Regions from separate parts of the Homo sapiens genome. Here region 1 is linked to region 2. A link is a loop called in an ENCODE intact Hi-C map of the cell type or tissue named here. Cell type or tissue: Calu3. All regions are shown on one strand. Each heading gives the region's core, and the rest is flanking DNA. Links, peaks and the distances in the headings are about the cores only. Region 1 has its middle 19 kb from the start of FGF19. Region 2 has its middle 68 kb from the start of FGF3.

What was found. A loop is a pair of places that touch in the nucleus more often than their neighbours do. Peaks named below come from ENCODE experiments on the same cell type or tissue, not always from the same donor. Only the 100,000 strongest peaks of a DNase experiment are listed, where the experiment ranks them.
Region 1: it touches region 2 in a loop (6-fold over the local background); 12 of 110 quality-filtered maps call a loop at or near these places.

What each region holds. Positions count from the first base shown.
Region 1 is chr11:69,716,438-69,728,884 of GRCh38, forward strand. No RefSeq gene overlaps it. Among named protein-coding and RNA genes, the nearest start is that of FGF19, 19 kb to the left of the region's middle. RefSeq lists enhancers at 4,392-5,043, 4,534-5,283. In Calu3, for the core only: CTCF peaks have their summits at 1,621 and 1,868 (motif pointing right); DNase peaks (open chromatin) are centred at 1,894 and 5,514.
Region 2 is chr11:69,881,619-69,894,065 of GRCh38, forward strand. No RefSeq gene overlaps it. Among named protein-coding and RNA genes, the nearest start is that of FGF3, 68 kb to the left of the region's middle. RefSeq lists enhancers at 1,824-2,324, 6,983-7,277, 9,473-10,068. In Calu3, for the core only: a CTCF peak has its summit at 7,110 (motif pointing left); DNase peaks (open chromatin) are centred at 7,113 and 10,093.

The DNA of each region.
Region 1 (12,447 bases), core at 1,413-9,412, 170 kb before region 2:
ATGTGTGCTCATGTGTGTATGCGTGTGCTGCGTAGTTCTTGCAGCAGCGGCTCTGATGGCTCATTCTCCATGTTGCAGAAGAGCAGATAGAAGCTCAGAAAGGCTCAGGAAGAGCCCTTGTCTCCTTTGCAGCACTTGCTATAATTGCCTTAAAATAATCATCTATGGAATTATCTGCCCATGGTCTGCCTCTGCCTAGTGTCTGTAAGCTCCATGGTCTCACACACGTGTGTGTGTCTTGGTCACTCCTGCCTCCCCTGGGCCCAGCATAGCCCTGGCAGGGCATAGGTGTGATGAATCTCCTTCAGTAGAGGGGAGAAGGGTGGGAGGGAGGGAAAGAGAAGGGCAGAGAAAGAGGGGGCTTCAGCCTCCTTCTAGCTTTGCCTTTCCAGCAGGCCAGGGATGTTCCTGCTTTAAGGCATTTAAACAGATGCTCTGGGCTCAGCTCTGGCTAGGGTTTCTGGCTGCATGCACCACAGATCAAGGGGGCTGGAGGATTCCTGCCACAGGCTCCCACTGTGTGCCTTGGGACAAGTCCTTGGCTCAGTTTCCCCACCTAGGAAACAGGATGGACACGGGCTTGCAGAGGGTGGCCAGAGGGAGCCAGGCCAAGCGGCTGGGATGTGGGGGGCTGGACTAGGAGGGGCCTCTTCCCAAAGCCCCAGCCAGGGCTTCCAGTCCCCCCAAGACTTGCCATGCTTTGCCTCCTTGCAAGGAACTCCCGTCAGCTCCTCAACCCTCTGCTCCAGGATGGTGCCTGCCCTGAACCCTTGCCATCCCTCCTCCACCATCATGCTTCTTGTTTCAGGCCCTCTATGGGACAGGGAACAGATGCAAGTGCCTGGTCCAGGCTGTGTGTGTGCAGGATCTAGCACAGCCCCATTCTACAGATGAGAGCACTGAGGTGAAGGGGCTGTCAGCCTTGGCCAGTGGAGAGTGAAAAAGAGCTCCTCCTTCCTTGCTCCTCACTGCCTCCAGTCTCCTTCCTTCTCTCCCCTCCCCTTCTCACCTCCTCCCTCCTCCCCTCCTCTTTTCCTCCTCCTCCATCCTCCTCTCCTCCCTCCCCTCCTCTTCCCTCCTCTCCTCCTCCTCCCTCCTCCCCTCTCTGACTCTCACCCTCCCCTCCTCCTCCTCCCGCCTCCCTCCTCCTCCTTCCTGCCTCTCCCTGTACACTGCTCATTGCCGTCACTACTGGGGCTTGGGGTCTTTTGCTGGGATTAAGTCCATGGTCCTGGTTGCAGCTAGGGGCTTATTCCCACAGGTCCCATGGCCAGAGTGGGAAACACGTGGATTTCCATTTAAACCTCATTTATGGTGGTGCAGTCAGCCTGTGCCCAGCCTGATTCCCAGAGGTCAGTTAGTGGGTGGGTTATGGGGTGTCCCTCGTGGAGAGGCTGGCAAGGAGAGTCAAGCCAGGATGGGGTGACCCCGCCAGTGTGGAAAACCTGGCTTGTGTGGGCAGTGCTTCCTCTTCCATCTCCAGCATCTGATTCCCATGGCTCTGTTTGTTTTAAGGGTTTCTTCTAGAAGCTTCCACACAAGACAGTTGGAGTCACAGTCTCTGCTCCTCTTGAACTTGGCACCAATGACCCTGAATCTTTATGTGACATCCTTATGAGACTCAGCTGAGCTCTGGGCTCTGCTGAGCTGAGCTGGGGTCTTGTGGGGTGTAGTGGCAGCTGGGGCGCCTCCAGTACCCCTGAAGACCCCAAGGGAGCACCCCACCTGCCAGGCATCAAGTGCTCAGGGCTCTTCTGAGCAGTAGCAGCATGCTTTGGCTTTCCCGGTCAGGTCGTGAGAACAGCAGGGGCCGCCCACCGGGCACCTTGGCCCCTCAGGCTTTAATGAGCAAGCGAATGACTGCCAGTCTCACACCAGCCCACGAGGGGGCAGGTTTTCCTGCCTGAGGCCACACAGCTCTTCAGCTGCAGGGTGGGGACTCACAGCCGACCGCGGGACTCTGATGAGTCCCCTGGGGCTCCTGCGACAATGATCACAGATGGCGGCTTAAGCAAGAGATTTCTGCTCTCACCGAGCTGGAAGCTGCAAGTCAGAAATCAAGATGTTGGCGGGGTCAGGGCTCCTGGGGCCCAAGGGAGGATGCCTCCTGCTCTCCGGCCCCAGGTGTCGGCCTCCTCCTTCCCTGCTTTCTGTGTCTAAACTCTTGCTCCGTCTTTCTCTTCTGTGGACATCTTCTTTTTTCAGGACTCTCATCGTCTAACTCAGTGCCCCCTGTCCAATCCGGGATCATCTCTTCTTGAGATCCTTCACTTAATGTCATGCACAAAGACCCTTTTCCAAGTTAGGTGACTCCCACAGGTTCTGGAGGGACACACATCTTGGGGGGCATCACTCAGCTGACTCCGTGAGTCAATGCTCAACCTTCTCAGCACACGGGCCCCAACCCCAGGAGCTCCTCTGCTCCCCAGAGAGGGGGAGTGGGCAGTGGGTCCCCACAGTGTCCCCGAGGTGAACTTGGGAAGTTGTTGAATGATTTTGCAGAAAATAGGGGTGGGCGGAAAGGAAGCCAAACCTCCATCCTCACCCCTGCTTGATTCTTCATGGAGTTTGTCTCTGGATGCACCGTCCTCAGAAGGGAGAGTTAGCAAACTACACCACCGAGCACACACTGTGGGGAGCACATCTGCAGGGAGCACACCGGTTGAGCGGGCCTGGGGGACCTTGGACAGAGGCAGCTTGGAGGGAGATGGCAGGTCCAGATGCCCCTGAGGATGGACTCGGAGGGGTCCTCCCAGCAGAGGGCCAGGGACATTTCTTGATGTTGGTTCACTGAGGGGCCCAGCTCCAGGCACCCCGGGAGCCGATGGGCTCATTGACACCATCCCCTCTTGGCCTGGCAGGCTTGCAAAGCTGCTCCCCAGGTCCCTAGCAACTGCAGCCTGGTTGTTCCCATCGGATGAGACCACCCCCGTTTGGGACCTGACCCTTGACTTCCCTTGGAAGTGGAGACGGTGGTGCAGTTTGCTAACTCTCCCTCCTGAGGACGGTGCATCCAGAAACAAACTCCATGAAGAATCGAGCAGGGGTGAGGATGGAGGTTTGGCTTCCTTTCCACCCACCCCTATTTTCTGCAAAATCATCCAACAACTTCCCAAGTTCACCTGGAAAGTCGTGAGGAACTGTTTGCAAAAGAAGAAATACACATAGCCAACGAGGATAAGAATGTTCAAACTGGAGGGAGAAGCCTTCCTCTTACTTAGCAAACTGACAGAGGCTTATCTGAGAAGTCCTGCTAGGTAGAGGTTCCTAGGTGTCGGGGGAGCAGCCTCTCCTGAGGCCAGTGGGTGGAGGAGTGAATCGGCGAGGGTCTCCAGCCTGGCAGAACCCCTGCAGCATCCATCCCAGTCCACTCCTGTGGGAAGCCACACTGTGATCACGATGAGTCCAGAGTACCTGCCAGGTCCCAGGAGACTCTGCCCAATGCCCATAGACTTTGCCAACTGTTGCCTGGCTTTCTCGGAATGAGACAAGCTGAGGAGAGCAGGGCCTGGCTTCATGGGGTCCGCCGCAGCTCCCACCCTGGCACAGGATCAGCACAAAGTGAGCTGATTCAATGAACGAATACGCTTCAAACTGTTCATCCTCTTTAACCACACAATTCTACTTCTAGGAGTTTAACATAAAGAAAGTCCTTAGGCCGGGCGCGGTGGCTCACGCCTGTAACCCCAGCACTTTGGGAGGCTGAGGCGGGCGGATCATGAGGTCAGGAGTTCGAGACCAGCCCGGCCAATATGGTGAAACCCCGTTTCTACTAAAAATACAAACGAATTAGCTGGGTGTGGTGGCACATGCCTGTAATCCCAGCTACTCAGGAGGCTGAGGCAGGAGAATAGCTTGAACCCAGGAGGTAGAGGTTGCAGTGAGCTGAGATCACACCACTGCACTCCAGACTGGGCAACAGAGCAAGACTCTGTCTAAAAAAAAAAAGAAATTCCTTAAAGAAATATGCAAAGATGCTCATTAGGGCCCAGTTTTGTCCAGTTTTGTGCAACTTTTTTCTGTAAGGGGCCAGATAGTAAATTTCAGCTTTGAGGGCCGTAGGCCTTTCTCACAACTCCTCAACGCTGCTGTTGGGGCATGAAAGTGGCTACAGGCAATGCATTCACGAATGTGCATGTCTGTGTGCCAATAAAACTTTATTTCTAAAAACTGAAACTTGGGGCCAGGTATGGTGGCTCACTCCTGTAATCCCAGCACTTTGGGAGGCTGAGGCGGGCAGATCACTTGAGGTCAGGAGTTCGATACCAGCCTGGCCAGGATGGCCCATTTAACCCATTGAACAATGGGTTACATGAAGAAGAGTTCATTCAAACTATTAGGCCCCCGATAAAAATTGTCACCATGTGAGGCAAGGTACAAACAGCAGGACACCCAGCTCTACAGTAAAATTGGTTCTGTAAAAGCAAAAAAAAAAAAAAAAAAAAAAAAGAAAAGAAAAAAACACACATTCTGGTCCATTTTTTTAAAAGTAAGAGAATACACCCATTCTGTCCTTATTTTTATCTGTCTCTTTTTTCCTGCATTTCCTACACTGAAAATGGATCACTTTTATCATCACAGCACAGAAGCTATTAAACCAGGAAGAGATATTTTTAAAATGTTAACTTGGGGCCAGGACAAAGGAGGCCTGTGGTGTGGTTGAGTGACTCCCATCAGTCAGCAGCGAGCGACCACATGCAGGGACATCGTGCAGCTTCAGTGGTCAAAGGTGTGCAGACAGCGCTGTCTTACCCGTCCCCGAATGTCACCTTCCTCCCAAACAAATCCCCGGGGCTCCTGCACAATGGCTTTCTACTCAAGATCCTCCAGCCGGAACCTCCCCGATGTTTTCCTTAGAGGGTCAGAGGAGCTGCCCCCTGGGATGGAATCCACCGCTCCCTGGCTCACTGGCTTGGCTGCCCAGGGCTGTGACCTCTTGGAGCCAGGCTCTCTGGGACACTTTGTGCTTGCGAAGGAGGCTTTTAACTTTTTCAAATGCGTTCGCAGCCCATGATGGTGTCTTCTCCAAAGGGCTCCATGAAATTCTCGGAGACCTGTCAAACCTGGCGAGTCCGCAAGTGCTTTGATTTACAGGACAGATGTTTGCCAGCCGACACTTGGAGGGACGGAGGAGGCGGGGCGGGGTTACATAAGAATAGGGGTGTCAGCTCCCAAAAGGTGGCAATCTCAGCTCTAATTCCTTAATGCCCAATATGGTTCAGAGGTCGGGCTGTTAATGGGCAGGGAACAAATTGGGGATCGCCACCTGTGCTTCAGCCAAAGGGGGAGGGCACCCCCTTTACAGGCCACAGACCGGCTGCCAAAGCTGCTGTGCTCCTGGGTCTGCCACTGACCAGGTTTGCGATGCTGTTTGTCCTCTCTGAGCCTCAGTTTCCTCACCCATAAAGCAGAGCCACGCTGAAGAGTAAATGAAAGCAGCCCGGAAACACCCAGCCCTGGACCTGGCACGCGGCAGGTGCTGTTTTTCTCTCGCTGCACCTCCCCATAACCCAGACAGGCCATCAGAGGGCAGAGTGGTACCCTTCCAGCGGGCTTTTTCTGTATTATAGAAACTTCCAGGAAGGGTGGACTGGCAGACACCAGGCCTTAGGAACCTTTGTTTATCAGATTCCTGGTCTCTGCGAGATGAAGGGTCCAGGGAGGACAAGGGCCCTTGTACAAGGCTGCTGTGCACAGTGGCACAGGCTTCGCACTGCACAACTACACAGTTGGTGGACAGATGGAAGATGGTGTGACATGGCGGCCTGGGGGGCTCAACCAAAGGGTAGAGGTAGGGAAAGAACAGACTCCAGAGTGCCTGACTTCTGGCTCCAATGCTACATGACCTGACTTCTTTGAGACAGGGTCTCGCTCTGTCACCCACCCAGGCTGGAGTGCAGTGGTGTGATCTCCGCTCACTATAGCCTCAACCTTTCAGGCTCAGGTGATCCTCCGCCTCAGCCTCCTGAATAGCTGAGACTATGGTTGCATGCCACCATGCCTAGCTAATTTTTGTATTTTTGGTAGAGGTAGGGTTTCACCATGTTGCCCAGGCTGGTCTCAAACTCCTGGCCTCAAGCAATCCTCCTGCCTTGGTCTCCCAAAGTTCTGGCATGAGCCATTGCGCCTGCCCTGACTTCTCCTTCTCCTTCTCCTCCTCCTCCTCCTCCACTTCTTCTGCTTCTCCTTCTTTCTTCTTCTTCTTTTCTTTTTTTGAGACAAAGTTTCGCTCTTGTCGCCCAGGCTGGAGTGCAATGGTGCAATCTCAGCTCACTGCAACCTCCGCCTCCCAGGTTCAAGCGATTCTCCTGCCTCAGCCTCCCAAGTAGCTGGGATTACAGATGCCCGCCACCACACCTGGCTAATTTTTGTATTGTTAGTAGAGACGGGGTTTCATCATGTTGGTCACGCTGGTCTCAAACTCCTGACCTCATGCAGTCCGCCTGCCTCGGCTTCCCAAAGTGCTGGGGGCCTGACTTCTTTATTTGTGCATTTAGTGACTCTGTGCTTCTCCTGCTGGAGAAGCAGGAGTGTGACCTCACAGGGGCAGGCAGGCCCCTTGTCCTCCTGAGTACTGCTGTTTCTCCAGCATTAGTTCAGCGCTTGGAGCACTGGAGGTGATCGATGGTTATCTGTGGCATGAGTGAAGTCGGGTTCGGGGGAGATGGAGTAGGAGAAAGAGAAACTTTCTGAGCTCCTGGCTAGCCCAGCACGCCAGGGAGAGGGGCTCAGGGTGAACTGCACTGGGTGCAGGCTTGGGCTTGTCACCAGAGATGATGAAGCCCAGACTACCTTTAACCCCGGGTGAGAAGATCATGGTGGGGTTTTCCAGGGCCACTCTGCCTGGGTTCTGAGCAGTGAGGAAGACTGTGACCTAGAATGCAGACCTCAGTGCAGAAGTGGCTCCCAATTCAGGAAAAAACACAAGCCCAGCACATCGGGTCATTGGTGGGGAGCTCCTGGTGGGCTCTTCTCTTTAGTTTTTTCCTAATTTTCAAATTTTCTCTAAAGACTGTGCAGAACTTTTATAATGTTTGAAAAATACAGCAGGGCATGGTGGCTCACGCCTGTGATCCCAGCACACTGGGAGGCCGAGGTGGGCAGATCACTTGAGGTCAGGAGTTCGAGACCAGCCTGGGCAACATGGTGAAACCCCGTCTCTACTAAAAATACAAAAATTAGTCGGGCATAGTGGTGCGCACCTATTATCCCAGCTACTTGGGAGACTGAGGCAGGAGAATCGCTTGAACCTGGGAGGCGGAGGTTGCAGCGAGCCAAGATTGCGCCACTGCACTCCAGCCTGGGTGACAGAGCGAGAGACTCTGCCCCAGGAGAGAGAGAGAAAAAAAAAAAACACCTGGAAGTTGGGTGGGGGAGGTCACCTGAGTGGGTGAAAATGTCTGTCTGGATAAATAGATTACACTCTTGTTTATCATAGTGAAACATTGGAACCAACCTCAATGTCCAGTCTCTGGGGACACTTTGGTACCCAAACCATGAGTGGCTGTGCCAGTCAGTAGCAAGGTGTGCTTGCTGACATAGACAGATGTCCCTGGCATTCCATAAAACCAGGCTTCAGAACATCACCTGCCATATGAGCCCAAAACAAACATGCTCAGTGTGAGCCATATTTATGTTAAACCATGAAGAGGGTATAAAATGAAATATGAAAGCAGCTCCCCCACCGCTCTCAGTATCCCTGCTGTTAACAGATTTTTGTTGTATGTGCCTAAGAATGTTCTATGTGGGCCAGTCGCCGTGGCTCATGCCTGTAATCCCAGCACTTTGGGAGGCCGAGGTGGGCAGACCACCTGAGGTCAGGAGTTTGAGACCAGACTGGCCAACATGGTGAAACCCCGTCTCCACTAAAAATACAAAAATTAGCTGGGCATGGTGGCGGGCGCTTGCAATCCCAGCTACTCCAGAGGCTGAGGCAGGAGAATCCTTTGAACCTGGGAGGCGGAGGTTGCAGTGAGCCGAGATCATGCCATTGCAATTGCACCCCAGTCTGGGTGACAGGGCGAGACTCCATCTCAAAAAAAAAAAAAAAAAAAAAAAGAGTGTTCTCTGCACACACAGCATTTATAGGAAAACCTTTTTGTTTGACATCTGTGTAGCCACATACTAACCCCAACTTTTCTTTTCTTTTTTCTTTTTTTTTGAGATGGAATTTCACTCTTGTTGCCCAGGCTGGAGTGCAGTGGTGCGATCTCAGCTCACTGCAACCTCCGCCTCCCAGGTTCAAGCGATTCTCCTGCCTCAGCCTTCTGTGTAGCCGGGATTACAGGCTCCCACCACCATGTCTGGCTAATTTTTGTATCTAACTTTCCTTTTCAAAGATCTATACATATCTGCAGAGCAAAATTGTCTGCTTAAAAATCAGAGTGCAGTGGTATCATCTCAGCTTACTGTAGCCTCGACCTTTCAGGCTCAAGTGATCCCCCTGCCTCAGCCTCCCAAGTAGCTGGGACTACAGGTGCATGCCACCACGCCTAGCCAGGCTGGCATCATTTGATAAAGTTGAAGGTCTGAGTGCGGTATGACTGCTGGGTGAATTCCCCTCAGGACCAAGGTGTTCTGAGCAGCCAGGTTCCAACAGCTCCAGATTAGGACAGCCCACCTGTCTCTCTATGGGGAGATGGCTGAATTAATTGTATCAGGTTGATGCAAAAGTAATTGTGGGTTTTGCCATTGAAAGTAATGGCAAAAACTGCAATTACTTTTGCACCAACCTAATAGCACATTCACACTGTGGAATGTGATACAGCAAGGAAAAAGAAAACAAGTACAAGTTCACTCATTCACATGAATAAATCTCACAAATATAATGAAGAGGGAAAAGGCAAGACCTACACACGGGGAAAAGTAAAAAAGGACATTTTTTAGAGAGGAGTATCTAGGCTGTAAAGCTATAAAGAAAGCAGAGCTAAGTCAGAACGGTGGTTCCCTTGAGGAGAGAAGGATCGGCTGGGCTCAGAAGGGATGGGAGAGGCTTCTGTATGCTGGTTGGGGTCTGTCTCTTGCAGGGCCATTGGTTCTGTGAATTTTCACTTTAAAATTATTCACAAAACCACCGTGTGGGCCAGGTGTGGTGGCTCATGTCTATAATCCCAGCACTTTGGGAGGCCAAGGTGGTCAGATCACCTGAGGTCAGGAGTTCGAGACCAGCCTGGCCAACATGGTGAAACCCTGTCTTTACTAAAAATATAAAAATTAGCTGGATGCGGTGGCATGTACCTGTAATCCCAGCTGCTCAGGAGGCTGAGGCAGGAGAATCACTTCAATCCAGGAGGCGGAGGTTGCAGTGAGCTGTGATCGTGTCACTGCACTCCAGCCTGGGCAACAGAGCAGGACTCCATCTCAAAACAAACAAACAAACAAAAAACAAAAAACTGCTGTGTGCTTTTTTTGCACTTTTCAGTATGCCTGAGATTTTCCAGGACAGAAGAAGGAAAAAGTATGCAAGGAGAGACCATAAAAAGGTAGCCATGCCTATCTCTGGAAGGTGAGATTCCTGGCCATTTCCACTTTGATGTTAATAAAACCATCACCATTTATGAAGTGTTTGCGACGGGCCATTGCTTGACAGCTGTCATCTAATTTCAACCTCGTGACAATTTTGAAGAATAGCTTTTGTTGTCCCCTTTTCACACCTGCAAACCTGAAGGAAGAGACAGTGGGATTCACGCTCCTGTCCCTCTGAAGAGCTACGCCCTTCGATGCTTTTCTGTAAAGAATGACCATATATGACTGGAATGCAGTCAGAAAGGAGGAAGCGGCTGTCACAGTGGCTGGGCTTAGGGCAGATTCCAGGCCTCCATGGCCCTGGGTGCCAAATGGCGGGGCCACCATGGTTTCGGGGCCATCCAGGGGGCTGGTTCCCTTTCTCGGTGCTACAAGCAGGTTGTAAAGCACTTTGGAGGCCAATTGGCACCAGGACAAGGAATTGCACCCTTGAGGTGGTTCGTGACCCCATAAATTGCTCAGAGGTGGGAGGCAGCTGGGAGGCTCGGGAAAAGCACAAGCCAGGTCATTGGAGGCTGCTCCTTTCCCAAGGTGCGGCATTCCACGGGGTGATGGCCCTCGGGCCCCAGGAGAGGGAGAGGAACCTGGAGGAAAAGTGGACGCAGACAAGACCCCAGTGGAACGGGCCGGACAGCAGGCACCCCAGGACATTGTGAGTCAGGGTGGACAGGGTGCCTCCCCTGCCGGGGCCTCTCCCTGGGCACCTGCGGAGTCTCCGTAGGCCTGCAGCAAAGGGGGTTTAGGTTTCAGAGCGCACGCACATCAGAGGGACCACATCAAGCGCCTGCAGCTTCCAGGTGTGAATAAACCTATGGGGAGCGCTGGCGCTGGGCGTGGGCCCTGGGAACGGTTTAGATTCCGAGGTAACCCGATAAGCACTGGCTAACACCTGCACTCACTACCTGGAATATACAGACATATCCATCCCCATCCCCTTCCCGTGGGGAGCTGAGGCCTCCATTTCATGCTTGGGGTGCACCTACTTACTGTCTGCAATGTCCCGGCCACATCCACCATCAGAGGGGGAAGGAACCCTGTGTTTCTGAGGGAAAACTGAGGCCCAGAGAGCAAGCCTGACTCTCCGAGGCCAAGCAGAGCTGGGACCCAAGGCCTCCAGCTCGTGCCATCCTGCTGCCCCACTGCGGGCATCCATCTTCTCTGGGATTTTTGGCTTCTGAGGGGGTGCTGCCCAGGAGCTCCCGGGGACAGGGCGTGTGGCTCTCCCTGCCTCACAGAAATGTTTCAGAGGTGGAATGATATGGGCAGAATGATATGCCCATCGTGCCATATGACTCTCAGAACAACACGACAAAATTGCAGGTGCTATGATGGTCCCCATTTAGCCTTGCGTCAGGCGTTTGTCCTGGGCCAGCTCAAAGACCACACAACTGCATCCTCCATTGATTGACGGGCTGCTCTCCAAGGCGCCGGATGGGTGCTAGTGGTGGGCCTGGCTCGGAGGCATCTCCTGGACAGAGCCAGCCTGGATGCAGAACACATGCCCCTCCTGCTCCCAGGGGGTGGCCCAGCCTGTCTGTCCAGGCCAGGCCCAGGGACGTGGAGACCAGGGCAAGAGTTTCACCTGTCCAACTGCTGCACTGCACTGGCCCTGCCTGCCCATGGAGGGCACCGCAGATAAGCAGGGCAGGTACTGGGCGGTCAGAGCCATGATGGGGGTGGCACACCCTAGGGCTGAGGGCCCTGAACTGAGGGCAGCTGATGAGAGGGAGAAGTCATGGAACAGGAGCCAGGGAGCATCCTACAGCTGGAAACACAAGTGTGAGGTGTGGGACTGGGAGTCGAGGAAGCCAGAGTCAAGACTTTGAGAGAGATGGGCATCACCAGGAGGGGAAGGCTGGCAGGTGCTCTGCACTTGCAGTATCTGCAACAGAGAAAAAGATGCCCCTTGCTCTGGACATGCAGCTTGGCAGGCTGTGGGAAGATGGGCATCATCCAGGAGGGGCCCTGGCACAGGGTGTAACCTGCACAGCTGTACCAGGCTGGCCTGCCTGGGCATGTGTGTGTGTGTGTGTGTGTGTGTGTGTGCATATGGATGCGGGCTGCCCAGAGAAATGCCCCCACGTGTGCACACACTTATGCGCACTGTCTTGCACACAAGCCCAGGAGAAAGACTGCCAGAACAGTGGGACCCTGGACGTTCCCTGGGCCAGTTAAGCTCACCGAGGTTTCTCCAGCCTGATTGGTGGGGCCGGCTTGGGAACTGGGAGAGACAATGGCTCTAGAGCCCAGGAGCTTGGATTCACTCTTTCTCATGTGTAGAAAGAATGACATGCCCCTTGTGCCATATGACCCTCAGAACAACACTACAAAACTGCAGGTGCTATGACTGTCCGTGTTTTGCAGAAGAGGAGACTGAGGCTTGCAGATGTTTGCAGAGTTGCCTAGGTCCAGGCAGCAGGTAGGAGGTTGGAACGGCAACAATAGCGACTGCTGCAAGATGAGCCTCAAATCCATGAGATGGGGTTTTGAGGTCCTCCTGTGCTGGCTGTGGTATCTGCATGCCTTTCTGTACCTTGGGAGCTTATGTGCATAAAGAAAGAGTGACCAGCAGAACGCTGGCTGCAGGGGGATGCTCTGCAGGTTGCGGGCACATGAGGAGCTGTCTCCATACTGCATCCTCGGGTGTTTCCTAGTTGGCCATTTGCAGTGAGTACCTCGGGTCTGAATCACCAGGGGTCAGGTTTAAGAGCTGAGGGTCAGAGGTTACCAAGGTACCCATGCCAAGCCAGAGGGCTGACCTTTATTTGACCAAGTCGAGGGACCCCCAGGACCCCAAAGAGGGGCTTCAGGCCCCTGGCTGCCTTCTGAAATGATGCTTGGGGGTTGATCCTAATCGCCCCTAATTTAGGGGCCAAATGGTCAATTAAGGGACTATTAGAGAGTCAGAGAAGCAGAAGGTGA
Region 2 (12,447 bases), core at 2,464-10,463:
GGACAGAGCCCTGGGTGCCCCAGGAGAAGAGGCCCCAGGTCCCACACCACCTCTAGGCCAGAGCTGCCCCCGCTTGGCTGAGTAGGTTAGCAGCACAGGGCTCTGGAAAGTGCTCTGGTCTCACCTGCCACTGGATCCAGGCAATGTGGCCTGGGGCACAGGACCAAGCCTGCTCAGCGCTCAGCCTCTGTGTGGCCAGGCGAGGCCTCCCAGCTCCTCTCCAAGTCCGTTTCCTGGGCTCAGCCCTGCTCACCAGCATTCACCCCACAGCCCCACTGGGGGACTGGCAGCGGGAAGTTCTTCTCAGGTGCTTGTGGTCATGGCCGTCAGTGCCAGCCGGGCCCATGCTTGGTGCCCACCCTTCCAAGCCCATCAGAGCCGCCCCTGGCCAGGCTGCTGCTGGGGACGGGACAGGAGAAGATGGCCAAGCTGGCTTCCTCTAGTGCCTGCCAGCTGCCTGTCCACCCTCCCACACGAAGACCTCTGTACCTCACAGGCCTCTGCTCAGGAATCCCCTAAACCATCACCCACCTACAGCCCCCTCTGCTGGACACCTTGGACCCTCACGTTAACCTCAGGCCCCCGTGTCGGACGGGCTTCCAGGGTCTCACTTCCCCTCCCTGACTTGTGTGTGTCTTCAAAGACATTCCACCCCTGCCGCAAGCATGACCGGGCTAGAGACCCCCATCCCTGCTTCCATCCACTGACCCAAGGCACTGAGCACTGACTATGTGCCAGCCCCAGTCAGAAGTGCCGGAGATGCAGGCGGTCATTGGACAAAGCTCCTGTGCTCCTGGATCAGGCATTTCCTGAACTCCACGCGGAGCTGTTTAGCTTAACCAGTGTCACCTTTAGTGACAACACTACAGGTCCTTCAGGGGGCCATCCGTATGTGCCCATTTTCAGGGTGCCACAAAGACCTCATGAGCATGAGCCTTGCCTGCTGACAGACCTGGGTTGAAAGATGAGCTCCCCACTACAAGCTGAGCTCCCCACTACAAGCTGAGGGACTGGGCAAGTTATAAAGTTGCACGACAGTGTCAGTGAAAATGGATGCCACATCAACCAGGTGTACGTGCTGCTCCAGCCCCCTGAGTGATAAGACTGTTTAGTCATCCCCAAACCCTACAGGGTAGGTCCTGTTGCCTCCTGAGTGGTAGGGAAAAGGAAATGGAGGCGTGGGGAGAAGTGTGTTGGTCACGGCCATGCCTCCACTCTCTGAGCCCCAGCTCCAGCCCCGACAGCCTGAGGGCAAGGTGCCCTCAGTGCCCCGCAGCTGCTGCACTGAAATCCCACAGACCAGGCAGTATGAACAGCAGGCATTTATCCCTCGCAGTTCTGCCGGCCTCAAGTCTAAGATCGAGGGGTTGGCAGTGCCACATGCCCTCTGAAGTCGCTAGGGGAGGACCCACTCTACCTCTTCCAGCTTCTGGGGCTCCAGCTGCTCCTTCGCTGTGGCCGCCTCCCACCAGCCCCTGCCTCCGTGGTCACACGGTCACCTCCCCTCTATGTCTTCTCTTTTTTTTTTTTTTTTTGCCTCTTATAAGGATCCCATCATTGGATTTAGGGCCCACCTGGGTAACCCAGGATGATCTCGTCTCAAGATCCTTACCTTAATTATATCTGCACAGACCCTTATTTCCAATAAAGCCATCTTCTGAGGTAGCTGTGGCTTAGGGGCCGCCAATCAACCCTCTACCAGGCCGCTGAGGCATGGGGCTAGGGCAGGGGCGTCTCTAGCTCAGGTCTGGGGGGGTCTATGGGTGATCCTGGCAGACACAGATTTTCATCATGCCGAGAGGTGTCCACACAGCCCTGTGAGCTGCGCTCCCCTGGCTGGCACCCCAGGCTGACTGTCTCAGGGCAGACTTGCCTATGGACCCAGTGTGGAATTCCAGCCACCACGGGATGCTGGGTGTGGTCTCTGCGGGATGCTTGGTGGCCCAAAGAAATCATCTGTTCCCATGAGCTGTGGCCGCCAGGGCTGTCCCGCCACCACGGAGCCAGCTCAGAGGGCACACGGCCCCGAGACAGATTGGCATTCTGGCTACATCTTGGGGAGCAGCCTTGGCATCGGAGGGGCTCTGAGGCAGGAACCTGGTGCACCCACGGTGGGGGACAATAGCTGCCTCTGGCCGGGGGAGCCCAAGGAAGGAAGCTCAGGCAGCCCAGCTCCTTTCCAGTGATGCTGAGTGCCTAGCTCGGGCCAGACACAGGAGCAGGGAGCTGGCGGGGATGCTGCCACCCACAGGGCCCTGGGAGTTGGTCAAGGGACTGGGTGGCAAAGGCCAGCACGCCGTGGCCCCTCTGGAGGGGAAGGAGCCTGGAGACAGAGAAGCACGTCACCACCCCCATTCCAGGTGCAGAGACAAAGGGAACAGAACGAACGAGACCAGGGTCCATCCTTCAGAGAGCCAGGGGCCAGGGCCTGAGCCCTGCTTGGCCAGCACTTGCTAAGTGGCCGGAGGCCGGCGGCTTCCTCTCTCTGTGCCTCTGCGTCCAGTCATATCTGAAGCTGGAGCTGGTGGTCTGATAGAATGCAGGGCACTGCACGTAGGCTGCACACGCCACACGGGCTGTCACCAGCACTGCCTGCACCAGCGTGGGGCCGTGACTGGAACAGCGCTGGGCAGAGTCTGTGTTCAGTAACCATCCTTGGCTGCTGTTATCAAGGAGGCACTAAAAGAATTCCTGGGATCCCCAGAGAAGGAGTAAATGCCTGCATTTGTTGGGGAGGGAATAAGGAGGGTGGAGAAGAAATCAGGGACAGCTGAAGGGTGAGCGACATGCCAGGGTATCGGGCGGTGCCAGTGAACAGAGAGAGCAGAGGCCCAACTGCAAATTCCTTAGGAGACCAGCTTGCCTGGGGGCGGCCCCACTGGGGCTTTGACGTTCACAGAGGAGTTCGGACCTTCGTACTGCAGGAAGAAATGTTTAGGGTGGGAAGCAAGATTAGACTGGCACTTGGAAATGCCACAGGCGATTCTGTGAACAGAGCGAGTCTGATTAAGATAAAATAGGAGAATTACAGGGACCCCTGAGTCTGGGTGTAAGGTCGCATCCAAATTCTCCCTCAAGGTCCCTGCACGGCCCCAGGCAGCATCCCTGGTCTTTTCATATTGGTCTTCTCACCAGCCTTTGCTGCTCCTGCTCCAAATCCTCCTGGCTTGAGAGTCCCCACCTTGGTCTCCTGGACCCCTCTAACCAGGGCCCCTGCTCTCTGGTATTGCAGTTACTCTCACCTCCAGGCTTGGCTGTGCAGGAGCGCAGAGGTGAGAGGTCATTGCAGTGCATTGGCTTGGGCAGAGTCGGGACTTGTTGTTCAGGGCCGCAGGGACCAGCTGCCCCCTCCCCGGGCACCTACAGCCCCACAATTGGGGACCTCGCCAGCCACCGAGGTCTTTCTTCTCGGCACTGCCCCCACCCCCACCCTGGCTGTCCAGTCTTCAAGCAAATGTTTTTGATTTTACAGGAAGTAGAGCAAGGACCTAATCTGAGTTTAATTTTTGAAGCAAGGCCTTTGATTTAATACTTATTCATTTAAGTAATTAATGCCTCCGAGTCCAGAGTCAGAAGCCATCTCAGTTTAGCCCCTCTCTTTCCTTACACGCAAAAGCAGACCTCACAGCACTTGGTACCTCCAAACCATTAATTTATACCAACGGGGACATTCCAAGGCCTGGAGCAGTTACTGAACACGACTGTGCAGCCTTCTCTGCCATATTAATGTACTCTTGTCCCCAAAGACCTGGGACAGGAGTGGCTGCCTACTTAGCAAGGACTCTGCTCACAAGCCCGGTCCTCTTGTGGGTATAGAATATTCTGGGTTATGAGACATGTTTTTGAACCCAGACTTGATGCATTCAGTCAATAAACATATATGAAGTGCTGTCTCCCATGCACTAGGTGCACCCTGGAGAAGCAACTCTTATCCCCAAAGAGAAAACACACAGGCAGCAAATCTGTAGGAATGAGGGCAGAGTGGGGAGGACAGAGTGGGGAGGGCAGAGTGGGGAAGGCAGAATGGGGAGGGCAGAGTGGGGAGGGCAGAGTGGGGAGGGCAGAGTGGGGAAGGCAGAATGGGGAGGGCAGAGTGGGGAGGGCTGAGGGGGGAGGGCAGAAGGGGGAGGGCAGAGTGGGGAGGGCTGAGGGGGGAGGCCACTCCGGGACAGGGATGGTCACTGCCACATAGTGGGAAGATGTTCTGTGGGGACCTTGAAGAGTGGGGAGATGGAGAGTGATCGGGAGGGAAGGGTGATACAGAGGTGCGGGCAGAAGGCAACAGCCAGGAAGAAAGAGGGGTGTCGAGGTGGACGGTGGGATTCCAGAGAGCTTTTCTTATTGAGTTACTGGGGGAAGTTTGTTTTTCTTTTTTTCTTTTTCTTTTTCAGAACACAGGATGGATGTGCCTGTCTCCTCTGGGAAGCTCTCCTCTCCTTCATCGTGTTATACTCGTGTTCACTCTACTCTCATCCTGTGTAGGGCAGGCAAACAGGGCCGTGACTCTGGCCCCTCAGAGCCCCTGGTTTGATAGTCTGTGTACAGCGTGGGGTATGTGATAGCAATTGCACCTCTTATTTTATAAATGGGTAAACTGAGTCCTGGAGACAGGGCTGTCCCTAGATGGATGTGGGTTCCCTGAGTTTAGCCCATCTCTTTCCTTACACGCAAAAGCAGACCTCACATCACTTGGTATCTCCAAACCATTAATTTATACCAACGGGGACATTCCAAGGCCTGGAGCAGTTACTGAACACGACTGTGCAGCCTTCTCTGCCATATTAATATACTCAGAAATTAATCAATATACTTAATTAATATATTAATTAATTAATATACTTAATTAATATAATTAATGTACTCAAAAATTAAACTCAGATTAGGTCCTTGCTCTACTTCCTGTAAAATCAAAAACATTTGCTTGAAGACTGGACAGGACAGCCGGGGTGGGGGTGGAGGCAGTGCCGAGAAGAAAGACCTCAGTGGCTGGCGACGTCCCCAATTGTGGGGCTGTAGGTGCTCGGGGAGTGGGCAGCTGGTCCCTGCGGCCCTGAACGAAAAGTCCCGACTCTTCCCAAGCCAGTGTACTGCCCCCCCACTTGCAGGAGGCTCCACTGTCGGCCCTTTGCCTGGGGATTTGGGGATACTATTCAGAGTCTGAATTCAAAATTCAATCAAATTCGGCTGGGGTGGTGGCTCACGCCTGTAATCCCAGCACTTTGGGAGGCCGAGGCGGGCGGATCACGAGGTCAGGAGATCGAGACCATCCCGGCTAAAACGGTGAAACCCCGTCTCTACTAAAAATACAAAAAATTAGCCGGGCGTAGTGGCGGGCGCCTGTAGTCCCAGCTACTTGGGAGGCTGAGGCAGGAGAATGGCGTGAACCCGGGAGGCGGAGCTTGCAGTGAGCCGAGATCCCGCCACTGCACTCCAGCCTGGGCAACAGAGCGAGACTCTGTCTCAAAAAAAAAAAAAAAAAAAGAATATTTGTGAAATGGCTGAAGAAGAAGTGTCTAGTGCCACGCTCCCCTCTCGGAAACAGGGGCTCCACTGGCCGTCGCCAGCTGCGTCTCAAGTTAGGCAGGTGTCTCTATCATTTCAGGGCTCTAGCCGAGGCCCAACATTGAGCTGCATTGTCAGTGAACCCTCTCAAACTGGGGATGATTTCTGTGCACACCTACATGATCCCAGCATCTGGAGCTTTTATCAGATTTCTTCAGATCCTCAGTGGCTCCCCAAAACCCTGGCTTCTTGCTCACAGGGTTGGAAAGAATTTATGCACCTTAGGACCTCCAAGTGGAAACCTGAAGTCTGCAGGAACACAGAGAATCAGAAATTTTCTCTGAGAGAGGTCAGGTAGGCTTCCTGGAGGAAGAGGCATTTGAGCAGGACTGCCTATGGCCTCCTGCTCTGGGCACAGAGGGTTTATGATCCCTGTAACAAAATGCAGATAAAGCACCTCCTGCTAAAAATATATATTCAGGCCAATGGAATAATTTATTCATCTCAACCCACAAACATCGATTCAAACCTGGGCTGGACGCTGGTTCTGCCTGTTCATAGCTGGTGGTTTTGGGTGAGTCACTTAACTTCTCTGTGCCTTTGTTTCTTCATCACAAGATGGAATAATTATGCAGCCTGCCTCAGAGGACTGTCGAGCGAATTAAATGAACTCTCAGATATTTCTGACAACTGGACCCTCGGTATTCGGCCTAGAAACCTGATTGGTCTCTAGCGAACTTCTTACTCTAGGCCAGGTCCTGTGCCCAAACCTGGGGAGCCCTGGTTGAGCACCACCCAGACCTGGCCTCCAGGAGCTCAGAGTACAGTAAGGGAGACAAATAGCAGACAGTGCTCCTGCATCCAGGTGCAAGTGGCCATAGGGCGGCATGGAGCAGCGCCCGGAGGTGCCCCCAGCCAGGCCCAGCTTTCGCCTGCCGATGCAGGCTCTGAGCCACATTAGCCAAGAAAGAGAGGAGGGGAGGGACCACTGAGGACAGGAGATGGACCTTGCTCCTTCTTGCTGTCCAGCAGACACACACACAGACATACGTGCACACCATGCACGCAAAAAGGCATACACATGTGCCTCTGCACACATCCCCACACAGCCCAAAATATACACATGTGCACACACTGGCGCACACATGTACCTTGCAGGCAAACACACATGTACATATACATACACACGCATACAATACCTACTGACACAAAGGTACACATATGTCCATGAGCACAGGCTCACACATGAGCATACACAGTGCTACAAATATACACACTCCTGCACACATGGGAGCATATAACACACATATTCACATGTATGCACACATGCACACACAAGGCAAAGACATACACAAACACACAAGAGCATATGCCATGCATACCAAGATTCACACAGGTACATATGCACACACATGCACCTGCACGCATGATCACACACGTGGACACATGATCACACATGTGCATGCACCCTACAAGAAGGCATCTTCTGCCCTCTGCACCAGGACGACAGAATTACCTTCAGTGCCATAAACCCAAGAACATCAAAGGTGGGAAAGACCAGGTCAGTGTGCTCAGGTTGTAAACAGAAACAAAAACCCCGCAAAACAGCGCCATCTTGTGGTGGCAGTGGGACCAGGCTGAAGGCAGCTGGCATCCTTCTTCCTTAGGGAGGGGTTTTTCCTAGAACCTGGCTTCCAAGGTGGGCTGAGTCAACTGTAACTCTCAGGCAGTACCAAAGCCACCCCTTTTATTCGGGGGAGGTCGGGATGCTCTGGACCAGCGGCTTTCCCTACCTCCACGGCCCCTGTGCTGGGTCCTGGCCAGCCAAGGGTGACCAGGGCCCTGAGTCTGGCTCTGCTGGGGACTCTGGGAGCCTCCTTCTGTCCTGGGCTTTACTCACCTCATTCAAGAAATGAGGTTATTACACTGATGCTCGAGAGCCCAGATCCATGTGTGTCTAGAGCCACGCCCCTTAGCCTGGGGCATCCATGAATAGACTGGGCTGCCCCCATATCAAACCGGAAAGCAAAGCCTCCTGGGTATCTCTGGCTTAGAGACCCGCTGGGAAATTGCCACCAGGGTCTCCCTTGCTGGAAGCTTCGGAGTGACATGAGATCTCAGGCCCTGCTTGGACCTTCTGACCCCTCAACTTTATCTTAAGAGCCCAGGGGATCTGGGCAGTGCCCCCAGAGCTCCCATCAGCACCCAGCACCCCTCACCTCCCCGAGAATCCCCTTCCCCTATGAAAGCCTCAGCTCTGAGACATAGACTGTTCCCCACCTGGTCCTCAGCCTTCCTCCCTGGCCCCCAGCCTGCAGGGACAAGGGCTCGTAACCATTCAGTGAACAGAAAACCAAGACACTTTCCTAGTGGAAATCGAGGCACGGGATTTCTCCCCACCTGCCCATTCAGATCACTCGCCTGGCAGGGCACAGGTAAGGACCCAGCTCTGAGACAGGCCACTGGGGCCAGATCCTGGTTCTGCACTCCCTGAATGGGTCCCCTGAGGCAAGTCACCTCCCCTCTCAGTGTCCTTCTCTGTAAAATGGGAATTACAATAGAATTTATCTCCGAGTTGTTTTAGGGAACAAAGGAAATATAATCCATGCAAAGTGCCTGGTCCACAGGAAGCGCTTTCGCATTGTCAGTGTTGGAGGTGATGTTTGCTTTGCAGGGCTGTTCAATCCCCTGCCCACTTCTAAACACATTTAACTTTGGGGAGGGGCCTCTTGGGGAGGACAAAAGAAGGAGGCTGGGGCTTCCGCTGCCCTCTGCAGACCTGGTGTGCGATGACGCTGCAGCGGGGGACCGCGGTTTTAAAGGCATCATCGGTAGAAACGGCCTCACGCATTTCCATAATTCACTCTGCATCAATTAATCTTTCACTGTCGATAGGAACCTGCGGCTGAATTCCCTCCCCGGGAGGACTCGCCATTCTCAAGCTCTGAGGGGTTTTCTTCTCGGCTGGCATCATGCTAATTTCCCTCGAGTACCCCTGGAAAGAGGTTTTAGAACAAGACGTGGCGCTTGGCAGGAATTTGACATCTGAAACAACTGTCGCTCAGGGAGGAGGGGGTTGTGACATTTGCTAATTGCCAATCGAGCACTAATGTGAGCATTGAGATGCTTGGAAAAATGCTTCTTCCTGCTGAGGCTGGATGGAGCTGGCTCACGGGCCACTGATACACCTGCAGGGCATCATCCTTTGCCATTGATAAATACCCTTCATGGATCTAAGGAGGGAAATAATAGGGAAATTTCCTTTTGGAAAACCAGAGAGCATTGGCTGGGGATGGGGGGCCCAGGTTCTGAAGCCATCACTGCCAAAAACCAGCTGAGCCACCAAGGGTGAGACCCTGCTCTTCCTCAGTGTCTGTGCGATGAGGGCCATGGCCCTTGCCGTCCTCTGCCTTTCCCTGACCGCAGACCCTGGCTTCTGCTGGAGCTCTCCCTTGTGTAAGGATGCATGGAGCAAATTTTAGGGGCCTTAGAGCCCTACGTCCAAACCTCCTCCAGCAGAGTCCCAAAGGGCCCCTGCCTACCTTCGCCTGCCTGCCAAGGGGTGCTGGCAGAAAGCAGGCAGGCGGTGCAGCCTCACCCTCTCCCACAATGGGCATGGGCCATGCCTGCTTCCTGCATGGCAAACCCCTGCTTCCAAGAGAAGCCTGAGGCCTGTGCTGAGAGGGCCCAGCCCCTCCTAGCATCTCTGGGTCATTTCCCTCTCCTCAGGCCTGGCAACCTCTAAGTTCAGCTCCTGGGAGCTGGGGTCCCCCAGAAAGGAGCTCTCCCCATTGCCAGCGAGAAGCAGCTCTAGCTCATTCTGTAGGCTAATAAGAGGGACAGCTCGAGAAATGAATGTGAGAATGGGACTGTGTGGGAACCCCCTGGAGAATCCACGGGGCAAATATCTTTATGTTCCAACCCGATTTCCTCTTGTGGAATCTCGACTATAAAATCAGCAACACAGCTGTACTAATAACAAAAAAAAGCATCAATGTTCAACCACCTATGCTGTGCCAGGCTCAGTGCTAAGCACTTCATTCTATGAAATCTTCTGGAATCTTCTCAATAGCCCCACAAAGGGGGCTCTGACACAGCCCCTATTTTATGCAAACCAAGGCTCTGAAAGGCTCAAGTCTTCCCAAGGTGATTTAGGGCACGCTTGCTGAAATAATAACCAAGACATTTATTTGGGGTTAAAATCCTGATATTCCAGACTGAAATAGCTGCCCCTCACATCCTCCTCCAGCCCTGCACCCATGGCCCCGAGCCCCACTGTGGGTGAAAGAGCAGGAGGGCCCTCCCTGTGAAACAGCGTCGGCCGCTTGGCAGGGGTATTGCTCTGCCCTGAGTTCACGCTGATAACGCGCCCAAGGGCAATCACATCGTAACAGCCCGGAATTGTTCTCAGTCTAGAACGGACAATAAACCGCCCGGGCAGAATGTCTCCTCATCATTCTGCCGCCAGCCAACGGGCTCCAAGAGTTGTCATCTTGAATTTGTGCCCAACTCAAGGTGCCGGCCCAGGCTGGGTCACGGGGCCACAGGGCGCTTTCCAGGAAGGCACGCAGAAGGCATTCCAGCACGAGAAGGTGAAGCAGCGCGGAGGTTATTGACTTGACATGGGTCATTTTGCCCCGGCGTACCCCACGGGATACTGCTATCCTATATCTCCGGCAGGGCATTCTCTGGGCAAACAAGCCCACAGCCATAAATGGTGGCCTTTGCACACCCGGAATCGCTGCCTCATGGTGTTTGGATCACTGACCCGGTTTGTTTATTTATTGAGAGTATTTTTAGCTCGCCCGCGGTTACCCCCGGGGTCACCAATTTTCCTTTTTAATCTTCTCTTTGAATAGAAAGGAAATGGACAGTAAGGTGCCTGTCACTCGAACGCTGGGGTAAGTCTGGGGCAGTGCATACGCCACCGAGGTCACACTCACGTCAGGGACGACACTGCCACAGCCAGCAAATCTCACTCAGCCAGCCCTCGAGGGCACCAGTGTGTGAGCCGACCCCGGGCCTGGCCAGAGAAGAGGGTCGCGGTGTCCGTGCAGGGATTCACCGAGAGTCCAGACCCCAGAGGGGCAAGCGGTCAGCACCACAGTCTCGCCCCGCAGCGCTGACCGCAGGGTCTATGGAACCCATTGGCCCCCCTGCAAGAGCTCCAGAGGTGATCCCCCACATCCTGTGAGAGATCAAGTGTATTCCAGAGAAGATTCCCAGGTCGCTCCGGTTTCCTCCCAGTTCTGGTGTCCTTGACTACTGGCTCTGCCATCTACCACCCTCATGCCTCAGTTTTCCCATCTCTAAAGTGGGGGCTAACAAGAGCGTCTACTCCATAAGTTTGTCCAGAGAGGTGAGTGGGGCGAAGTGCGCCTGTGTGCAGTGAAGCGCGCCTGTCCGCGGTGGAGCGCACCTGTCCGCGGTGGAGCGCTCATGTGTGCGGTGGAGCGCGCCTGTGCGTGGTAAGTGGTGGTGATTGTTGCTACCATCGCTGTTCCCATCAGTTCCCGCCACATGCATCTGTCAAGGGCCCCCAGGAAGCAGATGACCCACCCCCAGGGGTGGGCGAGATCAGGAAGCCAGGAAAGGATGGTTGGTGAAGCCCCTTGTTATTGTCTGAGGCCAGAAGGAGGCAGTTACAGAACCCAGCAAGAGAGGGAGCTGTCCATGGAGCCGGATGGGAGCTGTCGTGGCTGTGCGTAGGGGAGGCACACACTGCCCCCTGCGGCTGGGCAGGAAGGAAGCCAGCCCCTCTCTCCTTCCCAGCTCTGATCGGTTGCTGGCAACCCCCACTGGCCGCTTCAAGTGGGGACTCCAAAGCCAGGAAGCTGGGGAACCAGCTGGTCTCCTGCGGCAGAGAAACAGGGTGAGGAGTCGGGGCTGGACCTGGAGGGGCAGGCGGAGAGTGACTAGCAGAGTGAGTGTCCAGTCCCTCCCTGTCCGGGTGCCTTTCTGTCAGCCACACTCCAGGTTCTGCAGGGAAGAAAGGCTCTGAGTTGGGGTCTGGAGAGGCCCGAGCCTGGCACCTGTGGCCAGGCTGGGTCATTATCCCCTGAAGGGAAGCAGGGCTGGGCTGAAGGTGGGGAGCCTCCCTGACCTGCCTAAGCAAGGCTTTGTGCACCTTGTGTCAATAAATCCAAGAGCAGGAACGTATGTCATCAAGCGGCTGGCGGTGCCATCTGGCCAAAGCAGGAGGCAGCCTCTGGGACAGTCACATGGACGATGAGGCCAGACAGGGCTGCACCCCTCCCTCGGAAACCAGAAGCACTGACTGCCTTTCAGCCAGACATCCCTCAGTGATGCTGAACAACAATTAGGAATCAAATCCCCAAATGTCCTCCTGGCCTCTTTCCAACAGGAAGAGCCGCCCGGCCTTCCCTTTTTGCAGGACTGGGGCTGTGTCCTTGCTTTTGTGCTAATAATCCAGGAGTGCTTTAGGCTGTCAGAGCTGGGTACAAATTGCATTTTTGCAAATCGAAGAATGATTCCCCACCCATACTTCATTTCAGGGACACACGGATCGGTCTTGGAGCTAGACACTCTGACAGGAATCCAGGCCAGGGGCTCCTTCCCTGGGGGCCATGGTCCTCACCCTCTCAGCCTTGGGGGTCTCTTTGGGAATCCGTTGAAAGCTACAAAATCTCTACTCCAAACAGGGAAATGAGGTTGTGTGCAGACACGCTGCATTTGCTATCATTTCAAGGGTCTGCCGACCTCAGGTTCTGAGCCCAGGCCTGGGTGGGGCCGGAGGAAGGCCCTCTGGGCTCTGCGAGAGTGAGACATCAGTGTGCCTTCCTCTGTCTTCACCGCCCACCACCAAAAATTGCCACGTCCTATAGATCCAAGCTCCTGAATATCAGGTGGCTCTGCACTCCTGTCCCCACTCGCCATCTCACTTGGGTTATTAAACCAGCCTCTAACTAGTCCCTCCACCTGCTG